Linked DNA regions of Mus musculus: region 2 is linked to region 1. The links are chromatin loops, found by intact Hi-C in ENCODE. Cell type or tissue: left cerebral cortex. All regions are shown on one strand. Links, peaks and the distances in the headings refer to the core of each region. The heading gives the core; the rest is flanking DNA.

Region 1 (10,388 bases), core at 1,821-6,820:
CCATTTGGATTAAGAAAAAGTCAAAGAGGAGAGGCATGGTGGCACACACCTTTAGTCCCAGAATTCTGGAGGCAGAGGCAGGCGGATCTCTCTCAGTCCAAGACCAGTCTAGTCTATATAGCAAGTTTCAGCATAACCATGACTTTATAGTGAGACCTTGTCTCTAAAACAAAAAAGGAGAGACAGACAGACAGAGACAGAGGGAGGGAGAGAGGAAGGGAGGGAGAAAAAACTGCTGAGGGGATGGAGGCATAGCTTCAGTGGTAGGAGCTCTTGCCAAACATGACAAGGACCTGAGTTCAGTCCCTAACATAGACAGGGCCTATGGCAAGCAATCCTCTTGCTTCAGCCTGCTAAGTGATGAGATCATGTGAATATCTCATGTGAATACCACGTGTTTGGCAATAGGCAGAATCTTTAAATACTGATATTTACATTCCTTTGTGTGTGTGCTCATGGAGCACGTACATGGAGAGGTCTGGCCACAACCTCAAGGAGTTGGTGCCCTCGCTCCACCTTGTAAGTCCCAGGACTCAAACTCAAGTCAAGCTTGACAGGTGCCTTTACCCAGTGAGCCATGTCACCAACCTGCAGGCTCATGTAGCCAAGACTGGCCTTGAACGTCGGATAGCCCTGCCTCCACCTTCCAACTGCTGAGAGATTATATATTTGAACCCAGAACCTAGCTTAAAATTTCTATAAAGTTTATCAATTTGTTCTTTTATGATACATGTTATTATGTGTGATGGGAAAAAAAGGGTGCTAGATAGGATTAATGGTATATTGTGCATTTCAGAATAGATCAGAGAACCCGGAGACATAGCTGGAAACTTCAAAATAGGGATGGGGATATAACTCAGTTGGTAGAATGCTTGCCTAGCACACATAATACCTCAGGCTTGACATCTCGTACTCTATAAAACCAAAACTGGTGGTCCATCAATTATTTCAGTACCCGGGGAGAAAGAAGGGTCAGGGTTCAAGCTGATCTTTGACTCATGAGTTGGAAGCTATCCAAGGCTGTAAGAGACTGTCTCAAAAAAAAACAAGAAACAAAAAAAACAAAAAAGGCAGGGAGGGAAAGATGGGAAAAGGTAGAGGAAGACGCAGAAGGCAGGCAAGAGGGGTGTACATACCTGCAGCACCAGCACTCACTCACGTGGCTTAGTCACATTCCTTTAATCTTAGCAGTGGGGAGGCACCAGGCAGCAGATCTCTGGGAGTTCAAGGCCTGGCTGGTCTACATATCAAGGTGCAGGGCAGTCAGGGCTTTACACTAAGACCCTGTCTCAAAAGCAAAAATCTCCTGAGTCACACTAGCCACAGTGACCAGTGGGGTTACACTGTGTGTTCTGAAAGGGTGTGTTACTGTCCTGGGTACAGTGAGTGAGCTTTGAGTCACTTCTATGTAACTCAGCACATGGAGGGTCTGAAATGCTGGTACACTTTTCATGGGGGTTCAGTTCACGCAAAGAACGATGGCTATGGGTCATTCTGGTAGGCTAAGGTAGTTACATGCTATGACTATGTTTTTGAAGGTAGGCAGATTCGAAGGTCTTGTTTTGGGTAAAAATGTACAATGTCCCTGGAGATCATACTGAAAATTTTAAGAAGGGACACACACTTGAGCAGGGTTGGGCTGGGGCATAGCTGCTCATGGAAACCTGAACAGTAATTAAATGGGTACAATTCATTCCTCTCCATATGTCTGACCTGTATGTTGGGGATTTTTGTTGTTTGTGTTTTCTTTTTTTTTTTTTTTTTTAGGTTTTATTTTATTATTATATCTAAGTACACTGTAGCTGTGTCTTCAGATGCCCCTGAAGAGGGCGTCAGATCTCATTACGGATGGTTGTGAGCCACCATGTGGTTGCTGGGATTTGAACTCAGGACCTCTGCAAGAGCAGTCAGTGCTCTTAACCACTGAGCCATCTCTGCAGCCCTGTTTGTGTTTTCTTTCCTGGCCTTTAACTCGATGCGTAGCTAAGAATGACTCTGAACTTCTGATCCCCAGCCTCCGTGTCCTGAGTGCTGGTGCTGCAGGTACCTACCACGCTGCCCAGTTTATATGGTGCTGGACACTTGCAAGGAAAGCATTCTAACAGCTGAACCACAGTTGAATCACATTGAGGGCCTAGGGCAGTCTAGAGCTTTGGCACCAGAAGAGCCCACACGGTTCTAGCTCTAGAATCAGACTGTGCCGAGGGAGCTAGGGTACTTTAGACAGGGAACTTCCAGCGTGCCAGCTGCTGCCCATGCAGGTTGAAGACATCAGAACACACCTCATAAACAGCCTAGATCCCCAAAGAACAGCAGTGGGAGAAAAGCTGGACTGCAAACCTCTTCCACTTCTGCTCTAGCTGTCTAGACAACCTACTATGTCCTCCACCCCTCAGACAAGTCCGGGCACGTCACTACACCCCCAACCTCCCTCCCACCCCCTCTCGATGAGTCACTCATCAGACCTGGCTCATCCCTGTCTTGTACTTTTGCCGTGTTCAGGGTTACAGGAACATAAGCGTCCCAAGGACATTCTAGGCATGGAGAGTGAGTGGCTCACACAGTAGCCTAGGTTCATTTTCTCTGCCTAGTCCTACCCCCAACTTTAACACTGCAGAGGGAAGCCACACTGGGGAGAGGACCCCCTCTTAAAGCTGCCTAACTGTTGCTTGTCACAGCTCAAATGGGTCATTACTGTGTGTCGAGGCTATTTCTAACCACTGCTAGTTCCACCTCCCCAACCCCCGCACAACACAGCTGGTCTAGAAAGAAAGATACTATCTCAAGGTGGACAAGCAAGTTATGGACGCCCTGACTGTCCTCCTGCCTGAACTGTAAGTCAGCATTCCAGTGAATACTGTCTGGGGCTGATCTTCCATCCCAGTGGAAAGCTTTAAGGCCAGCCACTGGACTAATGCCCGAGGCCCTTGGGGGAACTGAATCCACCTTCCCGTCCCTCACCCATAGCCTCCCCTCCAGCATTCCAAATAAACACACAAGACAGTGGTTTTGGTCTGAGAGTGATGGACATTTAGATGTTGGCAACTGACCAGTGCCTCACAGGGAACGGGCAGAGCAAAGACAGAGAGGTAGGACACGGGTGCTGCCAGCCAGGGCTCAGGTCATCACGGTCGCTGGGGTGAGAATGGGAGGAAAAATCGCCAAGGTTAAGTTCAGTGGTCAGAGCCCAGGCTCAGAGACACAGGGGCAATGCCTTATTCTTCCCAATATCACAAGGTGGCTGAGTGACCTCAACCAGGTGCCTGTGTGTGTATCAGGAGGTAGGCAAGACCAGCCTCTGGCCATGCAGAAGGAGGGGCACTATCACTGGGGTCAGAGCTCAGGTGTGAGAAGACCTGGGCTCGTAAAGTAGCACTGTGGCCACTGAGGTTTCTAGGCTTGGGACCCAGAGCACAGTTAAAGGTTTGGCGGGGCAAGGCTGGCAGCTTTCCTTCAGCCCCTCAGGGTCCCTCAGCGTCCCGTCTTCCCAACCCCCACCCCACCCTGGAAAAAAATCCTAATCAAGGCAGTACAAGCAAGAGGAAAGGGTGAATCCCCAGCCTCCTGAGGTGGAGGACACTCACCCCTGGGTGCAGCAGCTGGACACTGGGCCCAGCCTGCTGAGCTACATCATGGCTCTTGGCTTCTCGGACACCCACAAAGGAAGACAAAACAGGGCCTGTGAACCCTTGCCCCAGGCTCCTGGAAGTCTCAAAGATGGTGTGTCCTCAATGGGACTCTGACCTGAAGCATGCATAAGCCAGACAGCCACAGGGCCACAGTCCCCATGGACAGCTGAGGGATGATGGGTGGCTCCTGCAGTGGGTCAGAGATACTAAGGCACAAAGCTAACCTAAGCCCACTGGGGTAAGGTGGGGTGGGTACAGGCTCCAGAGGTCACTCCTCCCAATCTGCAAAGTACAAAGTGACCAAGCAACAATCACGGCCAAGCTTTGACAACCTGGCACAGGATGAAAGTTCAGGTTCATGATCCTGGGTGCCAGTGGTTTTTGCCAGAAGGGAATGTATATTCTGGCCGGCTCTATAAAGGCCTCTGGAGATGGAGAAGACCCCTGGCTGCCATTGACACTCTAGCCCAGGCCTATGGGCCAGTCTGAGGCCTGAGTCTGGAAGGCAGATACCCATCTGGGGCTGGCAAGGTCGTGGGATGATGCCAAGGTCCCTGCATGGGCTAGTTTCCATTAGGCCCTCCATGGGGATCCTAAAGAGGGAGAGGGAATGAGAGAAAAGCAGAGAGAGGGCCTTAGGGTCTCAGCGCACTTGGCAGATGGAACCCAGGTGGGCGGGTCGCCTTGCGCTTCAGGGCTGCCTGCGCAGACTGGGTCGCCGGAAGGTCGGGTGCATGAGGTTCTCGGTGATGTAGGCCACCAGCAGGCAGATGACCACCAGCATGACACAGATGGAGCCGCCTACCGCCGTCATGGCCACCACGATCTCCTGCATAGCTGCCGGTTCGGCGGTGAACTCCACGCACTCGGCCAGCTCTGGCGGGACGACGGCGACCTCGGCGCGCAGCGGCAGCTGCTGCAGGCACAAGCGGTAGCGCACGCTGTCGTGCACGTCCGGTAGCAGGTAGTCGCGGCAAGAGGCACCCAAAAGCACGCGATCGCAAGGGAAGCGCGTATAGGTGCCACGCCACGAGCAGTTTAGCGCGAAGACGCGCACGCGGCGCGCCTCTGCAGGAGCCAGGCGCCACTGCAGCAGCACGCTGCGATTGCGCAGGACGTGGGCGCGCAGCGAGCCACCCGCCGAGGCCAACGTTTCGCAGCCCGGCGTCTGGCAGCGGAAACCCCGAACGGGGCTGCGAAAGCACAGGCGCCCACCGCCCGTCTCTGGGCCCTCGGACAGCACCTTGTAGGGGCACCAGGGCGCGTCGGGGGCCGGCTCCCAGCCCGGCGGCGTCGGGTCCACAGCGGCGCCTGACGGTGGCGCGCATGCAGCCAGCAGCAGCAGCAGCGGCGGAGCGCGCATCCTGCGGCTAGGCCGGCGCGGCGGGGCGCGGGCTCGCGAGCGCACGGGGCGCGGCGGAGGGTCACGCGGGCCGCGCCGCCGCAGCCGCTGCCGCGCTCCCCCCACGCAGCGCCCTCCGCCGCCACCCGCTCCGACCCGCTTCACGCCCAGGCCCGGTGCGCGCTCGGACCCAGCGGCAAAGGCGGGGCTGCCCCACGTCCCGCCCCCTTAACCCTCTCTGGGCCGCGTCCCACGGGCATGAGAAAGTCTACCTAGCACAGGCGGGTGTTGAACGGTGGTCCTGGGACAGGCCCTTGCCACAATTGATGAGAACTCCGGACGGTCCCTCTATCCGGTGCTGGCCCCTCGTGGCCACCGAGAGCGTCCTGCCCGCTCTGACCAAGAGGATGGACAAAGGGACTGAAATGTAACTTCACTCTGAGATCCTGGATCTTTGGAGTAGATGGCATCCACTAGGGAGGAAAATCTGAGGCCAAGGTTTTGACTTGGTGAAAATTGATTATTCTGCACTCCTGAAGAGATGTTGCAGGCAGATCTCCTCTATCTCATTGTTCCTTCTCGTCATTGGCTCTTGAAGAGGCTCAGGACCAGACAATGAAAACGACCCCACAAAAAGCCACCCCGAGTCAGGCCGATAGAATCCAAGCTACTTAAGAACTAGCCCACCCGGGCAGGAGAGATGGCCCAGTGGTTAAGAGCACTGGCTGCTCTTCCTGAAGTTGTGGATTAAATTCCCAGCAACCACATGGTGGCTCACAACCATCTATAATGGGATCTGATGGCACACAGGTGCACACACTTATATATATGTATAGAGAGAGCACTTATATACGTAAAATAAATACATCTCTAAAGAAGTGGGAAAAGAGAATAGCCTACCTGGGCTACCAAATGAGTTTGGGGTCAACCTGGGCAATTTAGTGAGACCCTCAAAATGAAAACAAAAAAATAAAATAAAATCAAACCAAGCCAGTTATGGTGCCCTAAATCAGCAAGATCAAAGGTCTCCTTGACTACTTGAGACTAGTCTCAAAAAACACAAAACAACCAAGCAAGGAGACACAGGGGGACGGGCAGAACCACTGAATTCTCACCCCTGCACGGTCACCAAACAGAGTCAGGGCCAAAGGACACCTGAAGAGACTGCCCTGCCTGCCCTGCCTGCGCTAAGTAGGGGGTGCAGCCAGAACCAGCTAGTGCCTAAAAGCTCTGCTGCTAAGGATCAACGGTGCACTGAAAAGGGAGGCGAGTGTGGTCTCACCCTACTGTACGTACTGTCCTTTGAGGTGACCTTAGCCAGGAAAGGAAACGGAGGGTGTGCGGGCTGCAGTGTTCTCTAGGTCCTACCTCCTGTGTCTGTAGACTATGGTGTTTCCACACACCTACAGCCCTTATCCTAGTCATCCTGAAAACCCCAAGCGGTAACTGAGCCTGAGTTCAGTATCAGAAGCCTCTATGCAGCCATTGTGCACCTCATGACTAACTTGGAAGGATCCAATCACGACACCAAGCCTCTCCAATTTGTAGAGTCTAATAAGATCTCCGTCCTCAGTGGAGGGCAGGGGTTTCAAGAGATATACTTCCTGCCCCCACCCTATTCCTACCTTTCCCTTAAACTGGGCAGAGTGCAGACTCATCATTGTAAATGTGCCCAGAAATTCCTGTAGGTCATGTCCAGAATTATCCAGACCTTCTTTCAGTTGGCTTGCAGGTATTAGTTGGAAATATTGGTACGGAAAATGGGCAAGACAACATAATGTGGTATCTTTGGATGGAAGACAGCTAGATGCTCAATCTTACTACTAGGAGGTGTGGCCTTGTTGGAGTGGGTGTGGCCTTGTTGGAGTGGGTGTGGCCTTGTTGGAGTGGGTGTGGCCTTGCTGAAGGAAGTGTGCCACTAGAGGTGGGCTCTAAAGTTTCAAAAGCCCAAGCCAGTCCCAGTGTTCTCTCTAAGCCTGATCTAGATGTGGTACTCTCAATTGTCTCTCCAGCACCACATCGGCCTGTGTTGCCACCATGCGTCCCACCAAGATGATAATGGACTGAACTTCTGGATCTGTAAGCAAGCCCCAATTAAATGCTTTCTTTTATAAAGGTTGCTGCAGTCATGGTGTCTATTCACAGGGACCCTGTTGAACAGTGATCTGAGTTGAAAACACACTAGCCATAGCCCTGCCCTAGGTCTGACTTCACCCATGCTTCAAATTTGTCCTAGGGCAAGGGGCTTTCCAGTGGGGCTGGGGGTGGGGCTCACAAATTCTGGCCTTTTCCTGGTCAGGGTGGCACTTGATCAGCTTCCTTTCATGTAAGAGAAAGCTTTCTAGAGGTCCTGAGTTCAATTTCCAGCAACCACATAGTGGCTCACAACCATCTTTAATGGGATTCGATGCCCTCTTCTGGTATGTCTGAAGACAGCGACAGTGTACTCATATGCATAAAATAAATAAATCTTTAAAAAAAATTAATTGAAAAAAGAAAAAAAAACCCAGAGACTCCACCAAAAAGCTATTAGAACATGTAACATATTGAGGGAAAAGCTGCTTTCTCTCCACTGGGTTGAGGCTGGCCATGGGGAAAAAGGATTTTATTATATCCTGTCTGGATAATTCTATCTATGGTATATTTCCAGCTAGAAACAAAGAGAGGGGAAAGGCTATTGCTGTGTAAAGGTCTGCCAAGCCACAGCAGGTTCAGAGGAAACTCACAACAGGAGGCCCTAAATCCTACCCAATATTTTTTGTTTGTTTGTTTGTTTGTTTGTTTGTTTTTTGAGACAGGGTTTCTCTGTATAGCCCTGGCTGTCCTGGAACTCACTTTGTAGACCAGGCTGGCCTCGAACTCAGAAATCTGCCTGCCTCTGCCTCCCGAGTGCTGGGATCAAAGGCGTGTGCCACAACGCCCGGCTCCTACCCAATATTTTTAAGCCTATTGAACAAAGAAAGGAGAGAAATGCTGTCCCCAGAGACCACACGGAGCCCACCACCACCTCATTCCATACTGATCCACTCCTATTTCTGTAGCTTGACCCCCAAGCCCCAACTGAAGTAGAATAGTCCCTAGTCCTTTGACAGCACAGTCTTAGGGCTTGGCTGTATTGAAGCACTGCAGCCCCAACTATTCTGCACTGGAACCTGCAAGAATCGTGGGAACTTGGTCCCTACTAGGAGTCATGTTCATACTTCTACCCAAGACTTCCTTGCTACATCTTTCCATGTCCCTGCCCACAAAACTACCAATCAGCACAGACACCACTCCACAAAGAGCACCGTCGGGGAGCAGATTGGAACAGGTGGCTTCACTTTGGGCTAGAGCCAGTCTCCTGGGTAGTCCTGCTGGAAACTGGAAGGAAGGGAGCCTGTCACAGGCAGGGTGCCCAGAAAGTATGTCATGGTTAGGTAGCCAGATGGAGGAGTATTAGCACAGAATTCATAGCTGAGGCCAAAACACAAGGTCCTTCCAGGTATTGAGGCTGTTGTGGAGTTTTAGAGTAGGGGCTGCCTACCAGGGCCATTTCAATTTCTAGTAGCAGTGACTCCATCTCTCTTGGGAGAGCCTCTTTCTCCGGTCAGGAGTAGTGTGGGTGGAATGACCTTTCCCTGCTCAGGCAAGTGAGTCAGCCCGAGCCTGCACATTCAGACTTATGGAAGCTCATGGAAGGAGTTCGTTGCCTCAATATCAGCTGCTGTGGCTCTAGAGGTACCTGAACAGGTAGCTGGTTAAAAAGGAAACCAAACCCAGCAAATGCCAGAGATCTGACGTGTGTGCCTCCTCCAACACAGCCAATGCCAGAGATCTGGCGTGTGTGCCTCGTCCACGTGCCCAGATCTAACCTCAGACGAAGCGAGCCCATGTGCTGGAGTTCACAGCCCAGAGAGATAGCTAGCAAAGCTATATATATATTTTTTAAGCAGGCTATGAAGCATGGGGACTTGACTGAGGATTTTCATGGTGTTCTTAGTTTCAGATCCTGCAGAAGAAGCTGGTCCATTCTAGCTTACATTGGGCTCTAGTTATGAAGTGTGGGCACAGATTTAGCCCTGGCACTAGGTTTGGGGTAAGAGGCAACGAAAGGGTGAGCCACAAAGAGACAATAAGGGAGAACAAGGCCACATCTACTGCTGCCATCAAAGCTGAGGAAGCTACATCATTGTTCACCATGTCGCCTATTATCAGTGGGGACTTGAACATGGCTTGAAAAAGGAGAAAGATGGCAGCTCTGTTTAGCACTTACAGCCTGCTGGTCCTTGTATCCAAACACCATCTTTGATGAAACCTGTGCACACATACCAGCATGCTAATACTTTCAGTAAAAATTCTCTTCAAATCCATTGCCTTTTGACTACATAATGTTTGTTAAAGTTTTTTTTAAATTAAATTTTCTTAATTTTATATGTTGTGTGTCTGTCTACACATACATGCCACAGTGCTTGTGTGGAAGTCAGAGGACATCTTTTTTTTTTTTTGGTTTTTCAAGACAGGGTTTCTCTGTATAGCCCTGGCTGTTCTGGAACTCACTTTGTAGACCAGGCTGGCCTCGAACTCAGAAACCCGCCTGCCTCTGCCTCCTGAGTGCTGGGATTAAAGGCATATGCCACCACTGCCCGGCTTGTCAGAGGACATGTTGGGTTTATCCTTCCACATGTTACTTTTAGGGATTGAACCCAGGTTCTCTTATACTGTATATTTATTATATTGTATATTTAAATTATGTTTAAATTATAAATTTAAATTACATGTTTAAAATTTTATATACATACATGCATGCATATATGCATACAGACACACACACACATATTAATGAAGGGCTCTAACAGGCTAGAAAATGGCAAACAGAGGGCCAAAAGGTTTTTCCCATTCCTCCCTTTCCTTCTCCTTTGCTACAAACCATTAGATTGCATTCCTAAAGTTACCCCACCCCTACCCCCGCCCTGCCTCCAAGATCCATTCAATTATTTGGCCACTGATTCAAACAAAACACCAAGATCCAATAATAAAAATTCATTATGTGGTTAATATATTCAATGAGAATTTACCAACTCACTACTTTTCTCCTTTAAAAAAAAAAATTTCTGTACAAAGCACCTGCTTGCTTGCTGCTTGCTGCTTGTCTGCCTCTGTAGCCTCCCTCAACTGCTTGCCCTTCCCAGGTAATAAATCTCCTTGGGGGGGCTGGAGAAATGGCTCAGCGGATAAGAGCTCTGACTACTCTTCCAAAGGTCCTTGGTTCAAACCCCAGCAACCACATGGTGGCTCACAACCACCTGTAATGAGATGCCTGAAGCCCTCTTCTGGTGTGTCTGAAGACAGCTACAGTGTACTTATGTATAATGATAAGTTTTTAAAAATTAAAAAAAAAACAAAAACTCCTTGGTGCTGAGAATTTGGTGTCTGGGTGT
Region 2 (10,388 bases), core at 1,941-6,940, 89 kb before region 1:
AATTCGACGCCCCCTAGTCAGCAGAAAGTCGTCTAATGATACCATTTGCTCCCTTTCTCCTCTATCTTTCTTTCTCTCTTATTTAGTAGAGAAGGGTGGGAGAAAAAGAACCCACAAAGTAGCCAAAGTCCAATCACAGGGAAAAACTGAGGCGTCAGCTCCTAGCACCCCTTCCCCACACAGGATGACACTGGAGTGAATCAAGCCCCCTGTGGCTGAAAGCTACCTTCATGAGGCAGCTTCATGGCGTGGGGAGATGGGAGGATGGAAAGGCCCCTATCAGATTGGATCCAGGGAGGCTGTAATTCTGTTTATGCCAGGTTCCCTTGGCCTGTCACAGGTTCCCTATCTTTCTAGACCTTCTGTGGCCTCTTCCTTGGTGGAGCCATGCCAAGCTATCAGGAAAGCCGCATCGTTCACAAGCATATTGCAGCCCTTCCTTTGAAACCAAAAAGCCTAAAACAATTCCTGGAACAATTCTGCAGTTTGAATGTGTCTTCCCAAAGTTCACATTCAAAACTTCTTTCCTTTCATTTTTTTAAATGAATGAATTATTTTTAATTCACTTTTATCCTGAAAAACATACTTTCTAAAAATATTTGTTGCTGATATTGGCAGGTGGGGACTTTGATAACTAAGGTTAATTCAGGCCATAAAAGTGGGGCCTAGCATTTATGACTTACACATTCACACAGATGCACATAAATAAATTGTGTGTGTGTGTGTTTCCGAGTGTGCACTTCAATGTGAGTACCCTCAGAGCCAAAAGTATATATCAGATCCCCTGGAGCTGGAGCCACCTATCACGAGTACTAAAAATCAAACCAAGTATGTACTGCTCTTACAGTGGATCTAAGTTCAATTCCCAGCGCCCACACTGGGCATCTCAGAGCCACGTGTAACTTCAGTCCCAAGGGATCTGGCTCCTCCTCCTACTACTACTTCCTTTTCTTTCTTCTTTTCTTTTCTTTTCTTTTCTTTTCTTTTCTTTTCTTTTCTTTTCTTTTCTTTTCTCTCTTTCTTTCTTTCTTTCTTTCTCTTCTTCTTCTTCTTCTTCTTCTTCTTTCTTCTTCTTCTTCTTCTTCTTCTTCTTCTTCTTTCTTCTTCTTCTTCTTTCTTCTTCTTCTTCTTCTTCTTCTGCTTCTTCTTCTTCTTCTTCTTCTTCCTTCTTCTTCTTCTTCTTCTTCTTCTTCTTCTTCTTCTTCTTCTTCTTCTTCTTCTTCTTCTTCCTTCTTCTTCTTCTTCTTCTTCTTCTTCTTCTTCTTCTTCTTCTTCTTCTTCTTCTTCTTCTTCTTCTTCTTCTTCTTCTTCTAAGATAGAGTCCCAGTATGTATCTCACTATATAGCCTTAGCTAGCCTAGAACTCACTATGTCATTTGACATGGAATTTATAAAGCTCTGCCTGCCTCTGCCTCCCAACTGCTGGGATAGAAAGTGTGTAGTACTACCATGCCCAGCTTTGACTCCCACTTCTGGCCTCTGAGGACTCTCCTGCGTATGTGCACATACCCACATATAGATACACATACACACATAATCAAAAATAAAATGTCGAGCCGGGCATGGTGGCGCATGCCTTTAATCCCAGCTCCTTAAAAGTACGTTTCATAGGCTAGCCAACAAGAAGCAAAGATCTGGACTGACATAAACATTCATAGTGGGATGTGTAGTGAGAATATTCGTTCCTTTAAAAAACAGAAATATAGGCCGGGCAGTGGTGGCACATGCCTTTAATCCCAGCACTTGGGAGGCAGAGGCAGGTGGATTTCTGAGTTTGAGGCCAGCCTGGTCTACAAAGTGAGTTCCAGGACAGACAGGGCTATATAGAGAAACCCTGTTTCAAAAAAACAAAACAAAACAAAACAAAACAAAAACAAAAATAAATGTCAGAGCCTAGAGAAATGGCTCAGCAGTTAGGAACACTTGTTACTCTTACAGAAGACCATGGCTAGATTCTCAGCACCTACAAGGTGACTCACAACCTGTACTGACAATTTTGGAGTTTTGGTTTCCTTGAAAAACACAGAAATATTATAAGGTAGTGTTTTCATTTTGATTCTAGGCATAGGGATATGGAGCTGCTTTGGACTGTGCACAGGAGATGGCTATCATTTGTCTTGTTCTCTAACAGGTGTGATTTTGCCAGGTGCGGATAATTTCTGTGATTGTGTGATGTTTGTAATTCTGGGGACTTTTCACAGAGTATAGAAATGTTAGGGCCTTGAGAGGTGCGGTGGGTTGTTGGCTGGTTGCTGGTGGTTGTGGTTTGTTATGGGAGTTCTCTGACAACCAGAGCTGGGGCTTACCTGACTCTGTTCCCTGCCTGTAGATCCTGTTCCCCTAACTGGGCTGCCTTGTCTAGCCATAGTGGAAGAGGATATGTGTGTGTGTGTGTGTGTGTGTGTGTGTGTGTGTGTGTGTGTGTGTGTAAATTACAAGAATGTGTGCTTAGTAAGGAGATAATTTACAACACTTAAAATTTTTTGGATGTATTTATTTTACTTTATGGGTATGAACATTTTGCCCAAATGTATGTATGTATGTATGTATGTATGTATGTATGTGCACTACAAGCATCCCTAGTGCCTATGAAGACCAGAAGAGGGCTGGAGTTTTCAGTGGACTATATGCTCCCATCATCTGAAAGGCTTGTTGTATACTTCCATGATTGATTGGATTTAGTACAGAGCAACTGCAACTGCTGTTAATTAGGTATCCACTCTGTGCCGGGTACTACCTTAAGCACTACTAACTGTACAACCCTGTCATGCTGTGAATCACTCCACAACATGAAGTCACCTGGTGTCAGATAAGGGGAAGTGCAGGGGCTAGTACTGGGAAATGAGTTAATAGTTCGTCCCTAAATGGCAGCTATTGATAGAGCTTCTGTCATCGCCAAGATCTGTGAAATGAAGCCATTGTTTGGGAGAACTGGGAGATGGGCTGAGAGAAAGGAGGGCCCCAGTGCTCAGATGGGAAGAGCTCTGTAAGACCTGAGCCGAGCACATAGGCGCTGCCTGCCTTTGCCTGGTAAAGAGGCCCAACAAGGTAGCAGGGGAAACTGTGGCAGAGGTGTAGCCCTGGAGACTGATATTCAGTGCTAGATTAAACTGGATGAGAGTCTACTCTCTGATGGCGAGGATCTAGATGTGAACTGAATCTGGGGAGGGTAAAAGGCTCTCTAGTCTGGGCCTAGGGTGGTTGGAGGAGGGGGATTAGGCCTGCTGCCTACCACTGTGATCTTGGGGGAACATCCTTCAAGCCCCGCGGCACGACATGAGTGAGCAGGAAAGGGAGACAGAAGAGGATGAAGGCGTTGCCTCAGACACAGCACCCATGCTACCCCGAAGAAGGCCTACTGATTACCACATCTCAGTCCTGGCTCCTATCCTGGCCACCCGAGGCCTCGGGACCCTGGTGCTGTCTGGCCGGGCTCTAGTTGGGTTCCTGCTTCATCTGCTGCTACCTGGAACAGTCTTCCTGCTGGTGTTGCTACCAGCAGCTGCCGTTGTCTACCTGGGATTCCTGTGTCACTCAAGGGTGAGCAGTAGCCATTGGTTAGTCCCCGGGAAGTGGGGAAGTGAGAGTTCTGTGGAGGTTCAAGTCCTTGGGGTTGAAGGTGAATCTACCCCCTTCTAGCCTTGCCCCTTTGTAACCAGAGATATATGCATCCTCCTGTTATGCCAACATCCCTGCCAGCTGCAGTCAAAGAAAGTCTCTTTGTTACTCGGTGAACAGCTGTCTTGCTTCCCCCCCCCCGCCCCCCCCCCCCAGGCCTCTTAGCTTTGTACCAGGAGGTACTAGGGCCTGGTCAGTGAGGTTGATGTGGAGATAGGAAAAGAAATTGTCAGATTCACCCGTCCTCAGTGCTTCTCCACTCCTCATACTCCTCCCCCCCACCTCCTCCCCCCCACCTCCTCCCCCCCACAGCCCTTCCCTGAACCCTCTTGACCTTGGTTAGGCTTCCGCTCATCTAAGGCTTGACCTATACATAGACGACCCCTATATCCCCTTTCTGAAGCTGATAGAGAGAAACGATGCTAGCTGGGTGACAGTCCAGATGGAGCCATATCAGCTGTCAACAGGTAAGGGGCATGGAAGGAAGCTCATATGGGGACAGGAAAACTGGGTTGGGAGAGCCAGGGAGGTTCTCTGGCCTTTCCTTAAGGAATCCCCGAACACACACTCTTGGTTCTGTTCTCGCATTTCTGTCCAGGCTCCACCTCCAGGCAGGCCTCCCAGCCTTACGCTTTTCTTTCTGGACTCTGCCCTGAGCTCGGGGCCCAGGACCTCCCTCACCCCTGCGCTGCTCTGGGGCCTCCCCGCCTGACTGCACGCCTCCACTGTCCACAGGTTCATCCGGCTCCGGGTCCACGGTGCCGAGCGCTGCTCTCGGACCGCGGCTCCGCGGCGCTCATTGTGTTCGGATTGCTCTCCCTGCCGCCGCTCGTGGTGCTCGCCGCCGCCGCGCGCTCCCTCCTGGTCCGGCGACTACGCCCTGCGCTGCCTGATCCCGCGAGGACCCCGGCTCCGCGCCGCCCGCCCAGGAGCAGCGGAGATCTGGCCGACGGCCACCCGGACGAGGACAAACAACTCTGTGCTTGGGTCTGACGCCTCAAGGTCTCTGCGCGTCAAGAGCCTCCCAGGTCCCTCGACCCCCGTAAAGTGGATGACTCGGGCGGCTGCTTTGGGGCTCTGAGAGCAGTGCTCGAAGTCGCCAGGAGATGGCAACAGGGTCCCTCAGAAGAGGGAGAAAGGGTGTCCCTTCAAGAAAAGCAGAAAAGCATATTATGTCTTCCACCCAATTCTGTGGTCAGCAGCCGACTTGGCAGCTATCTCTGAATCCCCCCCCCCAACCACGCATAATTCTAGAAGCTCCGGTGTAGCCAGTAGCAACCAGACGTCATGGCTCAACTTGCGGGATCAGCTGAGTCCTCCAAGGTCTTGACCTTGTACAGGACAAAAGATCAGTTGGGTCCATGGTCAAACTATTGCCCGGATCAGGTTTGAGATAGGATCTGGGATCAGTGATTCAGTGTAAGTGCAGGATCGGCGTGTCGTTGTTAATATGTAATTTATTTTTATTTATTTATTTTTGTGCGTGTGTGTATTGATGTTTTGCCTGCATGTGTATCTATGTGGGGGTGTCACAAGCCCTCGAACTGCAGTTACCGGCAGGTGCGAGCTGCAATGTGGGTTCTAGGACTGCAACCTGGGTCCTCTGGAAGAGCAGCCAGCTGTCTTCTAAAGGACCCTGAGCCATCTCTCCAGCTCCTAGCACTCAGCTTGCATTCGGGGTCAGGTATCAGCGCATATCTAGAACTGGAGCTCATTCTCTGACCAGGGGTCTTTCTTTTGAGACAAGTGGCAGAATACGAGCTCATTTTACAATGTGGGTAATGTTAAGATTTATCTTTGTATTTGGCATGCTACAGTTTGACTAACATGTTCCTACTTACGCATAAATTATCATTCTCCTTTCCCTCCCTGTCTCCTATCTTCTCCTCTTCCTGGGACTCGTACATACTAGAACTAGAATATCTTGTTTCTTTTTATTTTTATAGAATATCTTATTTCTTTTTATTTTTAGTAGTCCTGGGATGGACTTATAAATGTTAGGCAAGCACTCTACCACTGAGCTATAGCCTTAGCTGTGGATATATTTTTAAAATTTAAAGTATTTTTAAAATTATTATTTTTGAATTTTATTTGTAGACCAGGCTAGCCTTGAACTCAGGGAATCTGCCTGTCTCTGCCCCACTCCCCACCCCCAAGTACTAGGAATAAAGGTGTGTGCTACCATCCAGGGTTAAGCCTTGAACATTTTAATTTTAAAACAGAAATTCTACTACTTCTACTACTGAGTGAGCCCTCCAGATCTGTTTTGGTTGTAAGGTTCTGCTTCAATTCCTGCCTCCAGGTTCTTGCCTTGAGTTCTTGCCCTGACTACTTTTAGTGTAGTGAGATCTGGGAAATGTAAGATGACATAAACCTGTCATGATGGGTTGTCTTTTGTCTGTTTGCCGGCCTGCCTATCTATCTGTTTTGTTTTGTTTTTAAAGATGTATTTATTTATTTATATGGGTACACTGTAGCTGTCATCAGACACACCAGAAGAGGGCATCAGATCTCATTACAAATGGTTGTGAGCCACCATGTGGTTGCTGGGAATTGAACTCAGGACCTCTGGAAGAGCAGTCAGCACTCTTAACCACTGAGCCATCTCTCCAGCCCCTATCTGTTTATTTTTAAGTCAGGGTTTCTCTGTGTAGCCTTTGCTATGCTGGAACTTACTCTGTAGACCAGGCTGGTCTTGAACTCACAAAAATCTACCTGCCTCTGCCTCCCAAAGGCTGAGATTAAATGTGTGTGCCACTGCTCGGTTGGTTGGTCTTGAGTTTTTTTTTATTTGTTTGTTTGTTTTTAAATAATTTATTTTATTTAATATACATTGGTGGCTTTGCCTGCATTCATGTCTGTGTGAAGGTGTCAGATCCCCTGGATCTGGAATTACAGACAGTTGTAAGCTGCCACGTGAGTGATGGGAATTGAACCCTGGTCCTCTGGAAGAGCAGCTACTACCGAGCTATCTCTCCAGCCCTTTGATCCTGATGTTTTATCAAAGCAATAGAAACCTAAGGCAGGCACTAACTTTAATAGTCTTGTCCAGAGACAAAAACAACCAGTCATCTTAGGTTCCCTTATGGCACTAGCTCATGGCCCTCAATACAGAGTACTCGCCCCTTCCCCTCTCTGCACCCCAGCATGTCTCTCTGTCCTGTGTTCAGAGAACTCTTTATTTTCCTATCAGTTCCCTTCAATATGCTGGTTGCTTCTTATTGTTGTGTTATTACTTTTTTTTTCCAGGACGAGTTTTCTCTGTGTAGCCCTGGCTATTCTAAAACTCACTCTGTAGATTAGTCAGACCTTGAACTCAGAGATCTGCCTGCCGCTGCCTCCCGAATGCTTGAATTAAAGGAGTATACCACCACTTTCTAGCTTGTTGCTAGATGTGTGTGTGTGTACATGTATGGATGTGCATGTGCCACAATGTATGTGTGTTGTGACAGTCAGAGAGGACAACTTTTAGGAGTTGTGGGTCCCAGGGATGGAACTCAGGTTGTCAAGGTTGGTAGCAAGTGCCTTAACACCATGGGTCATCTCTCTGGTCCCTTGGTTTATGTTTTTGTAATGTTTAATTGTTGGGGGCGGGGGGTTGTTTGAGACATATTTTCTTGTAAGCCCAGCAATATGTTAAAAATATGCTCATTATAATTTACCTGGAATCTAATTGTATCAGACTTGTTTTGTTTTGTTTTTGTTTGTTTGTTTGTTTTTACTTTAACTTTTGCAACTCTAACCAGGATGCTCTAGAACTCATGAACCTCCTGCCTCAGCCGCCCACATATTGGAATTATGAACATGCCTCCATGCCCAGACCTAACTTTTTTTTTTTTTTTAAAGGATCCAGCACACTGTTTTGCCAGTGTGGCTCAGCCAGGGTCAGACCTCAGCCTAACTAGGATTGAGTGAATTTTGTAGTCTCAAGCGTAGCCCAGTGTGTGGCTGAGTCCGGTCTGTAGGGTGCCTTGTGTGTCTTGGGGCTTTCCAGCCTTCATCCGTGTCCAGCTTTGATTCTTTTCCTGGTCAGACAGAATGACGGAGCCAGCTGGTCGCCAAGCGGCCCAGGAGTGCTTCCTCCGGAATGAGGCTGCCTTCCTTCTGCTGGCCAACCCCAGAGGTGGAAGATGAACACTCTCCTGGGAAACTCTTGGCTGAGGATTGGATCTGCCTGGCCCCACAGTCATCAAAACAACAGCTGGGCCTGGTGGGGGTGGGGAGGTGACTGTAGAAATCAACTCCCAAGCTTAAGTGGCTGCTGGTGGGGTGAGGAACTCTGTCACAGCAGCTGCCTCAGACATTCCATTTCCGAAAGGTGTTTCCCAGCTTCCCAAGCCTATCTTGAGCCTTGGGTGTCCTCCAGTGGCCATGGGGATGTCCAAGGGAGGGCAGTGGGATGACCTACTTCAATCCAATCTTCCAAATTTTTCTCTTTTCTCTTCTCTTCTCTTCTCTTCTCTTCTCTTCTCTTCTCTCTTCTTTTCTCTTCTTCCTCTTCTTCCTCCTCCTCTTCTTCTTCTTCTTCTTCTTCTTCTTCTTCTTCTTCTTCTTCTTCTTCTTCTTCTTCTTCTTCTCCTTCTTCTTCCTTTTCCTCTCTCTCTCTCTCTCTCTCTCTCTCTCTCTCTCTCTCTCTCTCTCCTGGCCATGCTTTCAAAGGAACACTGTGTGCAGAGCATGGTGGATTATATCTGTAATCTCAGCACTGGGGAAGCTCAGGCAGGAGAATTGCTATGAGTTTGAGGCCAACCTGGGCTACAAAATAAGACTGTCACAAAACAAAACACTACTGTGCTGTGAATGGAGCTGGATATAGAAGGGTACAGTTTGGTGTTTATGTGGGGGCAGACATGACCTTGGTTCTATTCACAGCATCACACACACAAAAAGGAATGCTGTGGAGGTCATGGGAGATCTGTGGAAGAGGTCTGGGGTCTGTATTTAGCTGTGAAGGACAGAAATGTGCCAGCTGGTAGATTAGAGCCTGAGGGCTGAAGAGACAAGCTAGCTCACCATACAACCAGACACAGATCTGGGGTCACTGTCCCCCACTCCACCACCACTGGACAGGTCCGAAAAGGGGGGTTTGGGGCTGAAAGGAAAGTGTGAGGCTGGGCCTTCAGTCCCATCTCTGAGGTAGGCCTGCATAACCTACTGTCTCCTGCCTTGGTAGTACTGTGTCTAGTCCCTTCAAGTGTCTATCTCCTAACTCATACCTAGCACAAGCTCATGACAGAAACATTTAGAACCTAGGATCCTCATGTCTGGCCTGAGAGTTCAGAGCACCTTAATTCTTCTGAGGGCCTCTGTCTCCTCCCTCCTCACCGGTTCCTCAGGGCGCGCCAGGCGAGACCTCCACTTGGATGCAGACTTCTTTCCCAGTAACTCAGGGCCTGCCTTATAAAAAGGAACCTGACTGGGGTAGGCACATATGCAAGGCTGTGTCCTGTCTGTACTCCTCTTAAGCTTTGAGTCATAGCATTATCACAGCTAAAGAGACTGGGCTCAGTGAGATTCCCACTTTATTTAAATTATTCATTCACAAAGTATTCGCAGGCATGGCCGCAGACAGCATCTGCCACGAGTGACTCTGTGTTTAGCCAGCTTTGCCCATCCAGCTTCAAGTCCGGGCTTAAGCTCTAGCCTTGCTTATTTCCCAGGCATCTCTGGTAGAGGCAGGAACTGAGGTGGGGCTGGGGTGGTGGTGGGGTGTGGGGTGGTGGTGGGGTGTGGGGTGGTGGTGGGGTGTGGGGTGGTGGTGGGGTGTGGGGTGGTGGTGGGGTGTGGGGTGGTGGTGGGGTGTGGGGTGGTGGTGGGGTGTGGGGTGGTGGTGGGGTGTGGGGTGGTGGTGGGGTGTGGGTGGGGTGGTGGGGTGTGGGGTGGTGGGGTGTGGGTGGGGTGCTCAGTAAGAAGACCTGGTACTGTCCCTGAGAGCAAAGGCAACTCCTCCTGACTCCCTCAGGTCCCCACAGCTGGAACACTCTCCCCTTGGAGACTGCTGGGCCTTTCTTGGAGATGGCACAAGGGACTCTGATCAGATCGCCTCTTAACAGAACCATTCCAGCCAGGACCCCAGCTGGGGATTCCGTGTCGAGACGGAGCATTACCACTCAGCTAGTGGCACATGTGGGGCTTGTAGTCTACCTCTGATGGCTGCTTTCCTAGAAGCATGGAGTCAGCCATCCTTGCCTCATCTCAACCTCGTCCAAGACTCTCTCTAGTACTCAGAATCCCATCAGCCCCTGTGGTCTGAAGGCTACCGAGCTTGGCTTGCTGCCTCTGTCCCAGCCCAAGCATCTTGCCATACACCTGCACTCTTACCCACAGCCCTTTGTGTCTTGGCATTTGCCATTGTATCTGCTCCGGAAGCCTTTCCGTCTCAGAGCTCTTACCAATTCCCTGGTCTTACACAGTTAAACCATTTTAGGGAAATTAGTAGCCATGTGTATTTGTTACTGTTAGCTGTAACCTGTAACTGTAATCCTATAGCTGTGACCACCATAGGACAACTGACAGGGACAATGTAGCACAGAGTTCGAGATTAGCCTGGTATACAAAGTGAGTTCCAGGACAGCCAGGGCTACACAGAAAAACCCTGTCTCCAAACTTACCACCCCATCCCCCCCCAAAAAAAAGATTTGCTTCAGCTCAAAGTGTTTCAGTCCAACATGGTAGGTATAGTAACAGCAACTCAGACCATAGCAACAGAATGTTTTTTTTTTTTTTTAAAGAATTTCTGCTCATGAGTTTGGGTTTTTATTTTTTATTTA

Evidence for each region. A loop is a pair of places that touch in the nucleus more often than their neighbours do. Peaks named below come from ENCODE experiments on the same cell type or tissue, not always from the same donor. Only the 100,000 strongest peaks of a DNase experiment are listed, where the experiment ranks them.
Region 2: it touches region 1 in a loop (2.2-fold over the local background); 1 of 42 quality-filtered maps calls a loop at or near these places.

The regions. Positions count from the first base shown.
Region 1 is chr4:155,689,105-155,699,492 of GRCm38, reverse strand. Fndc10 (fibronectin type III domain containing 10) reads right to left here and starts at 5,151. Exons shown (of 1, transcript NM_178699.4): 1 at 3,008-5,151. The coding sequence starts at 4,992. The coding sequence ends at 4,321. In left cerebral cortex, for the core only: CTCF peaks have their summits at 4,705 and 5,399; DNase peaks (open chromatin) are centred at 3,058, 4,702, 5,132, 5,686 and 2 more places; H3K4me3 peaks cover 3,494 bases; H3K27ac peaks cover 3,318 bases.
Region 2 is chr4:155,778,491-155,788,878 of GRCm38, reverse strand. Tmem88b (transmembrane protein 88B) reads left to right here and starts at 3,005. Exons shown (of 2, transcript NM_001033394.3): 1 at 3,005-3,540; 2 at 4,354-7,288. The coding sequence starts at 3,277. The coding sequence ends at 4,611. In left cerebral cortex, for the core only: CTCF peaks have their summits at 2,796, 4,688 (motif pointing right) and 6,218; DNase peaks (open chromatin) are centred at 2,896, 4,292, 4,625 and 5,243; H3K4me3 peaks cover 2,467 bases; H3K27ac peaks cover 3,025 bases.